Linked DNA regions of Homo sapiens: region 2 is linked to region 1. Evidence: chromatin contacts called from ENCODE Hi-C or POLR2A ChIA-PET data. All regions are on one chromosome and are shown on one strand. Each heading gives the region's core, a stretch centred on a gene start or an enhancer-like site at or near the end of the contact. The rest is flanking DNA. Distances are from core to core; before and after follow the strand shown.

Region 1 (2,978 bases), core at 145-2,644:
TTCAGGAGCCGACTCCTGGCAGGTTGGTTGTAGGGGCCCTCTTGAGTGCTTCACACACAGCAGTCCTGTTGGGGTGAAGGTCACCGTCACTGTGATAATTGTTGTCGTCGTTGAAACCACCCAGCCCGAAAGCAGCATGGGCTGTGCCCAGAGCCGCCGTGCCAGAAGCCCACGCTTAGAAATAGAGGGCCGAAGACCAAAGAGGACTGCGGGTTCTTGGGCCAAACGTGACCCTCTCAAATCCCCCAACTCGGGGATTTCGTTAGCTGGGGACTGGTGTGCCCGGGTTCCAAGACCCCTGCGTAGACTCTGTCTATAGGTGGAAGAAGGCCTTTGCCCCGAGGCATCCAGAGGTAACGGTGAGAGGAACAAGGGCACGTGGGGGATCCCACCACAGCCTCCCCTGAGACCCTCTTCACGCTGGTTGCAGGAGTAGCCAACCCCGCTCCCTGGCAGCCCGTGAGATGCCACATCCCCTCCAGCAGGGGGCGGCCGGCATCGGTCCCGTCTTCCTAAACCGGCGTTGGTGGGAAATGCCGGCACCAGCTCCCTCCCCGCTCCAGAGCCCTGTTTTCCCCATTTGTATTTCACTACTTTCCTGTTGAGCTTGGATTCCAGCCTCAAATTCCGCGATTTGGCCGGCATCCTAATCCCCGAGTGACTCTTGCCAACCACTCTCTGTGGGGCCTGTGTGCTTCCTCCTGGGTTCTGGGGCGCTGGCGGCGTCCGCTTCACCGGGAACGGGAGCCCCAGCCTCCCGAGGCCTTCCTGCCTGGCTCTGGGAATGGCCACTGTCCAGAAAGCCCCGCGGCCGTCCATGCTCGCTCGCTCAGTCAGGCCCTTGTGGGGATATTGCAGAACGAGTCCGAGTTACTATCCCTTTAAATACAGGCGTTTCGGCCTAGCTGCCGCCGGTCCAATCCGCAGCGCTTCCGTGCCCCACTTTCCCGCGTCAGCCTGGCTCCGGCCTCCACCAGGGGGTGCTAGTGAGATCCCAGCCAGCCTCAGAGCTGAGCGTCCAGGGCCTTCAAATGTCCCCATCCTTGAAAAGGCAACTCCAGTGGCATCTTCTGCGGGGAGACCAGAAGCAGCATCTGACGAGGAGACAGCACTGGCGGTCCCGACACAACTGAATCGGCAGGATGAGGGCCCTTAGTGTTAGGCACCGGCGGAGCTGCATCCCACCCCGTCTCGTCCCCTGAGAACAGCTGTGAGAAGCCGCCTATTTTTCATCGTTCTGCAACACACCTTTCCCTTCCTTGGGATATTTCTCCTCTTTCAGCATTGCCGCATCAGGGTTCCAAAGCCCCGTTTCTCTCCTAGTTCTTTCTTTGCTCAAGAAAAGCAGCTTGTCTGATAAACTAAGCTATGTATGATTCGCTGCCAGTACAGACTGAAAAACAAAATAAACTCCCAATTCACAGTCCTCCGTTGCGTAACAGTGAGCAGACGTTCTGAGAAATGCATCGTCAGGCAATTGCATCATTGTGCAAACAATATAGAGTGTACTTACCCAAACCTAAACAGCACAGCCTACTACACACCCAGGCTGTAGGCTGTGCTTCTAGACTACAAACCTGTACAGTGTGGTACTGAACACTGTAGGCAACTGTAACACAATGGTAAGTATTTGTGTATCTAAACATAGAAAAGATACAGTAAAAATATGGTATGAAAGATTGAAACTGGTGCACCTGCCTAGGGCACCTACCGTAAGCTTGGAGCTTACGGGACTGAAAGTTGCTCTGGGTGAGTCAGTAAGTGAGTGGTGAGTAAATACGAAGGCCTAGGACATTACTGTACACTACTGTAGACTTTAAAACCCTGTACACTAGGCCCACACTCAATTTATTTTTAAAAATTTTCTTTCCTTCAATAATATATTCACTTTAGCTTACTGTAACTTTTCTACCTTAAGAATTTTTAAATTTTTTGACTCTTTTAATAACAGCTTGAATACACAAACACATTGTACAGCTATACAAAAATATTTTCATTCTTCATATCCTTATTCTATAAGCTTTTTTCCTACTTTTGAAGTTGTTTATTTTTTACATTTTAAACTTTTTGTCAAATATTAAGACACAAACACACATTAGCCTAGGCCTATACAGGGTCAGGATCATCAATACCACTGTCTTCTGCTTTCACATCTTGTCCCACTGGAAGGTCTTCAATGGTAATAACACACATTCTTAGTAAATGCAAATAGTCATGGCTCAGACTGATATAGTAATGATAGACTATTCAATATGTGGTATTGGACAGCTGTTTATATATTTGTACGAACCTAAGTTAGATTCTGTGGTGGTTCAAAAATATATCCTCTAATTATGACCTGCTTCCCTTCAACAGGTGTACCTAATTCCTCTGCCTAGAAAGTGTGCTGGAATTACTGCCTGGCTTCTGATGAATAGGGCGTATTGAGAGTGATGCTTTGTGAGTTCTGAGGCTAGGTCATAGAAAGGATTGAACTTATTCCTGAATGTTGCTCTTGGATCACTTGCTTTTTTGGGAACCACCAGCCATGTCATGAGGACACTCAAGCAACCCTGCAGAGAAGCACATGTGTGGAGAGGCACTTCTTGGAAAGGAGGCCAACTTGCCAGAACCAACTAATTTGTCATGTGAGTGAGTCATTTTGGAAGCAGATCCTCTACCCTCAGTCAGGCCTTCCGATGATTTCAGCCCCCAGCCTTTGAGTCTGCCCCAAACACCATGAGTAGAGACAAGCCCTTCCCACTGTGTCCACCCTGGCTGAATTCCAGACCGTTAAAAAAACAAGAGAAAATAAATTATTATTAGTGTTTTGAGTCACTAAGTTTTGGACTAATTTGTTATGCAGCAATAGCTAACAACTACAGAGTCATAACACAAACTAAAATTAATTCTAAGGCATGTTAAAGATTTATATGAAAGCATTCATCTAATGGAGGTGTGCAAGAAGTGGCTATAAAAAATTTAGGGCACCCAAAAGC
Region 2 (2,905 bases), core at 328-2,827, 79 kb after region 1:
ACTACAAAGCCGAATGAAATTTTTCAATAGGTAGAAACTGTCATTCATTTTCTTCTAACAAGTCTTCCTCATAAATATGATGGCTTGAGCTAGAAACAAAAAGTTGTGTAGCTCAAACTCAGATTCTGTGCTTCCTGCCGAGAGACAGGTGAAGGTGGCCACCCCCAGGATGGGAACAGTTTTACTGAGTTAGACTCAGAAGGTAAAGAGGTCAGGTGGTGAAAAAAGCAATGAGAGAGCCACGTCACTAAGTGAATTAGAATGAATGAGGAACCACTGTTTGGCAGAGTCAAAACGGCCTCCCCTGGTGTGTCCTTCCCAGCCCTCATGGTACATAACAGTGAAGGAACTGAAGGTTATAGTGCAGAGTGCTATCAGAGTAAATGTTTTCTCAGATTGGGATTACAACTGACAAATTTGCTACAATCTCATTTTCTCCATCCATCAAAACTTTTCAATGCAGTTGCCTTATCTCAAAAGGAAATGGCTGGCAACTGTTTTCTTTCAAAACCATTATCATTTGAATAATTTTAAATGCCAATATTTCCATGTAAAGAAATACTAACCAGCTAATTTTGGAGAGCTTGGTTTCTCAAGGAATCATGTGTTTGGCTGTTCCTGCATAAATCAAAGTTTCCCCTGGATGAGAAGACACTGGCAGTGGGAAAGCAATGAATAATTTGGGAAAAACACCTTGCCACAAAGGACAATCAACCAAAAGACAGACAGTTCATTCATTCACCCCAAGGTTCACAACCTCGGCACTGTGGATATTTTGGGCCAGGTGATTCCGGGACCTTGCTGCCCATTGTGGGACGTCTAGCAGTAAGCACCTCCAGTTATCTGTATCATACTAGTGGCACCTCCCACTTGTGACAGACAAAAATGTCTCCACAGATTGTCAAATATCCTTGAAGGCCAAAACTGCTCCAGTTGAGAACCACCAGTTCAAAAAATCCTTTTAATACCCTGTGCCCTGTGCAAGACATTGGAGATATAATGGTCTGTTCTCAAATAACTTACAATCTATTGAAAGAACTGAATGCTACAGAATCAAACACACAATAAGAAATACATCGTTACAGGTTTGATGCATGTTAGGAAGTAGAGAATACTATGATATTTAAATAGAGGAATCTCACTTAGATGAGGCTGATGCCAGGAAGGCCTTAAGGAAATGAACTCAAGTTGTAACCTATAGTTTAACAGGAGTAGCCGGAGAAGAGTGGAATAAACCTTTCAAGAAGAAACAACGTGGGCAGAGGCCCTGCGATGTGAGAGCCTTGCATGCTCGGGGATTAGCAAGGACAGCACAGCTAATGAATGCTGAGAAAGGCAGGGCCTGACCCCAGGTGAGGCCTCAAATAAGCACAGATCAGATAATGAATTTCACAGGTCATGGTCAGAAATTCAAATTCATTTCTAAACCCAACTAGAAGCCACTTTATAGCACTGTTTTGGGTGTTTGCAGTGTATCAGTGAGAAAACAGACAAGGTGTTTGTCCTCAGTGAGCTTCTGCACCGGGGGAGCTGGTTTCTATAGCAGTGCTCTCTGCCACTGTGTGGAAATGGCTGGAAGGAGCCCAGCTGGCATACTTGGGAGGCCGAGGTCACAGTCCAGGAGGGAAACTCTGGAGGCTATCGGAGTAGCACTGCGATGTGGAAGGGGTATTACGTAAGAAACAGCAGTATCTGTAGACCTACAGGTTTGAAAGGGACCTTTAAGTGTCTTCTAATCCAGTTTCTATTTGATGGTGATAGGCTCTTTACAACAACCCTAGCAGAAGACGCACACCCCTGCCTGTGTCTCTGCAGTCATTCACTATCTGCTTCCTTTCATATTTGGGGCTGATCTCTGCCTCCCTGGAGCGCCCACGCATTCCTCCAAGTTCTACCCCTTTGTACCAGGCAAAAGAAGTCTGTGTACTCCCTTCAAACATTGGTTAATTTTCCAAACATTTAAAGATAATGAACTCCTCTTCCAGCTAAACATTCCCCCATCCTTCAGTTGATCCTCACATGACACAGCACGGAAAAGCTTCACCATCTGTGTTTCTTAAATAAACATACTTATCCACAGCCATCACCCCGTATTGTACAATATGTGTAACACAACCAGCATCACTCAATTAATACACAAATTCCCACCACTTTAATCTCCACCAAAAGAAAAGGTGAGCACAATAAATTTAAAGTCAAATCCGGATGTCTACACTTTTGGCTTTACTTTTGGTGTATTTTTTTTTATATATTTATATATATATATGCTTATACATAATTCACTTGGGCTTCATCTGTATTCCTCAAAAATGATTGCAAGAATGACCAAAAAAGCCGGGCGCGGTGGCTCACACCTGTAATCCCAGCACTTTGGGAGGCAGAGGTGGGCGGATCACGAGGTCAGGAGATCGAGACCATCCTGGCTAACACGGTGGAACCCTGTCTCTACTAAAAATACAAAAAGTTAGCCAGTTGTGGTGGGGGGCGCCTGTAGTCCCAGGTACTCGGGAGGCTGAGGCAGGAGAATGGCGTGAACCCGGGAGGCGGAGCTTGCAGTGAGCCGAGATCACGCCACTGCACTCCAGCCTGGACGACAGAGCGAGACTCCGTCTCAAAAAAAAAAAGAATGACCAAAAGAAAACAAAAACAAAAACAAAAAACTTGACAATGAGAAAAAAAATACATTCTAATGTTAATAAGATAAAATGCTCATTTGAACTAAATGAACAATCTTTGCCCACAGCATTTCCTTACACCTCTGGGAATGACATCTGTACTACAGCTTCCATAAAATCATAGTGCTGTGTTTTTGAAGTGCTGTAACTAAATGCTGTGCTTGGGAATCTGTGGCTTTGCAGAAATGTCAAAAGCCCAGAAGATTGTGAATTACTCATAATGTCCCACT

Evidence for each region. A loop is a pair of places that touch in the nucleus more often than their neighbours do. ChIA-PET counts read pairs that join two places held with the same protein, here RNA polymerase II (POLR2A). Pooled maps may share reads with other maps.
Region 2: a loop to region 1 is called in a map of psoas muscle, with 3 times the contacts of the local background. The contact joins the enhancer-like site here to the promoter of SPATA41 in region 1. A Hi-C loop is called at or near these places in 2 of 168 maps with a recorded cell type or tissue (gastrocnemius medialis and psoas muscle), 1 of 37 single-sample maps with no recorded cell type and 4 of 50 pooled maps. POLR2A ChIA-PET finds 5 or more read pairs at or near these places in 1 of 52 experiments (RWPE1).

The regions. Positions count from the first base shown.
Region 1 is chr15:100,349,324-100,352,301 of GRCh38, forward strand. It overlaps SPATA41 (spermatogenesis associated 41), which reads right to left and starts at 1,395. Exons shown (of 2, transcript NR_028139.1): 1 at 1-1,395. LOC105371021 (a long non-coding RNA gene) reads left to right here and starts at 283. Exons shown (of 3, transcript XR_007064777.1): 1 at 283-359; 2 at 1,052-1,622; 3 at 2,356-2,821. RefSeq lists an enhancer at 563-822.
Region 2 is chr15:100,427,699-100,430,603 of GRCh38, forward strand. The region is part of intron 11 of CERS3 (ceramide synthase 3); the gene reads right to left. The region is part of intron 4 of CERS3-AS1 (CERS3 antisense RNA 1); the gene reads left to right. Among named protein-coding and RNA genes, the nearest start is that of CERS3-AS1, 56 kb to the left of the region's middle. Within about 2 kb of position 1,578, at least 3 of the 41 ENCODE cell types and tissues checked have a DNase peak (open chromatin) inside an H3K27ac peak, as active enhancers do; they include gastrocnemius medialis and psoas muscle, where a contact is called at or near this core.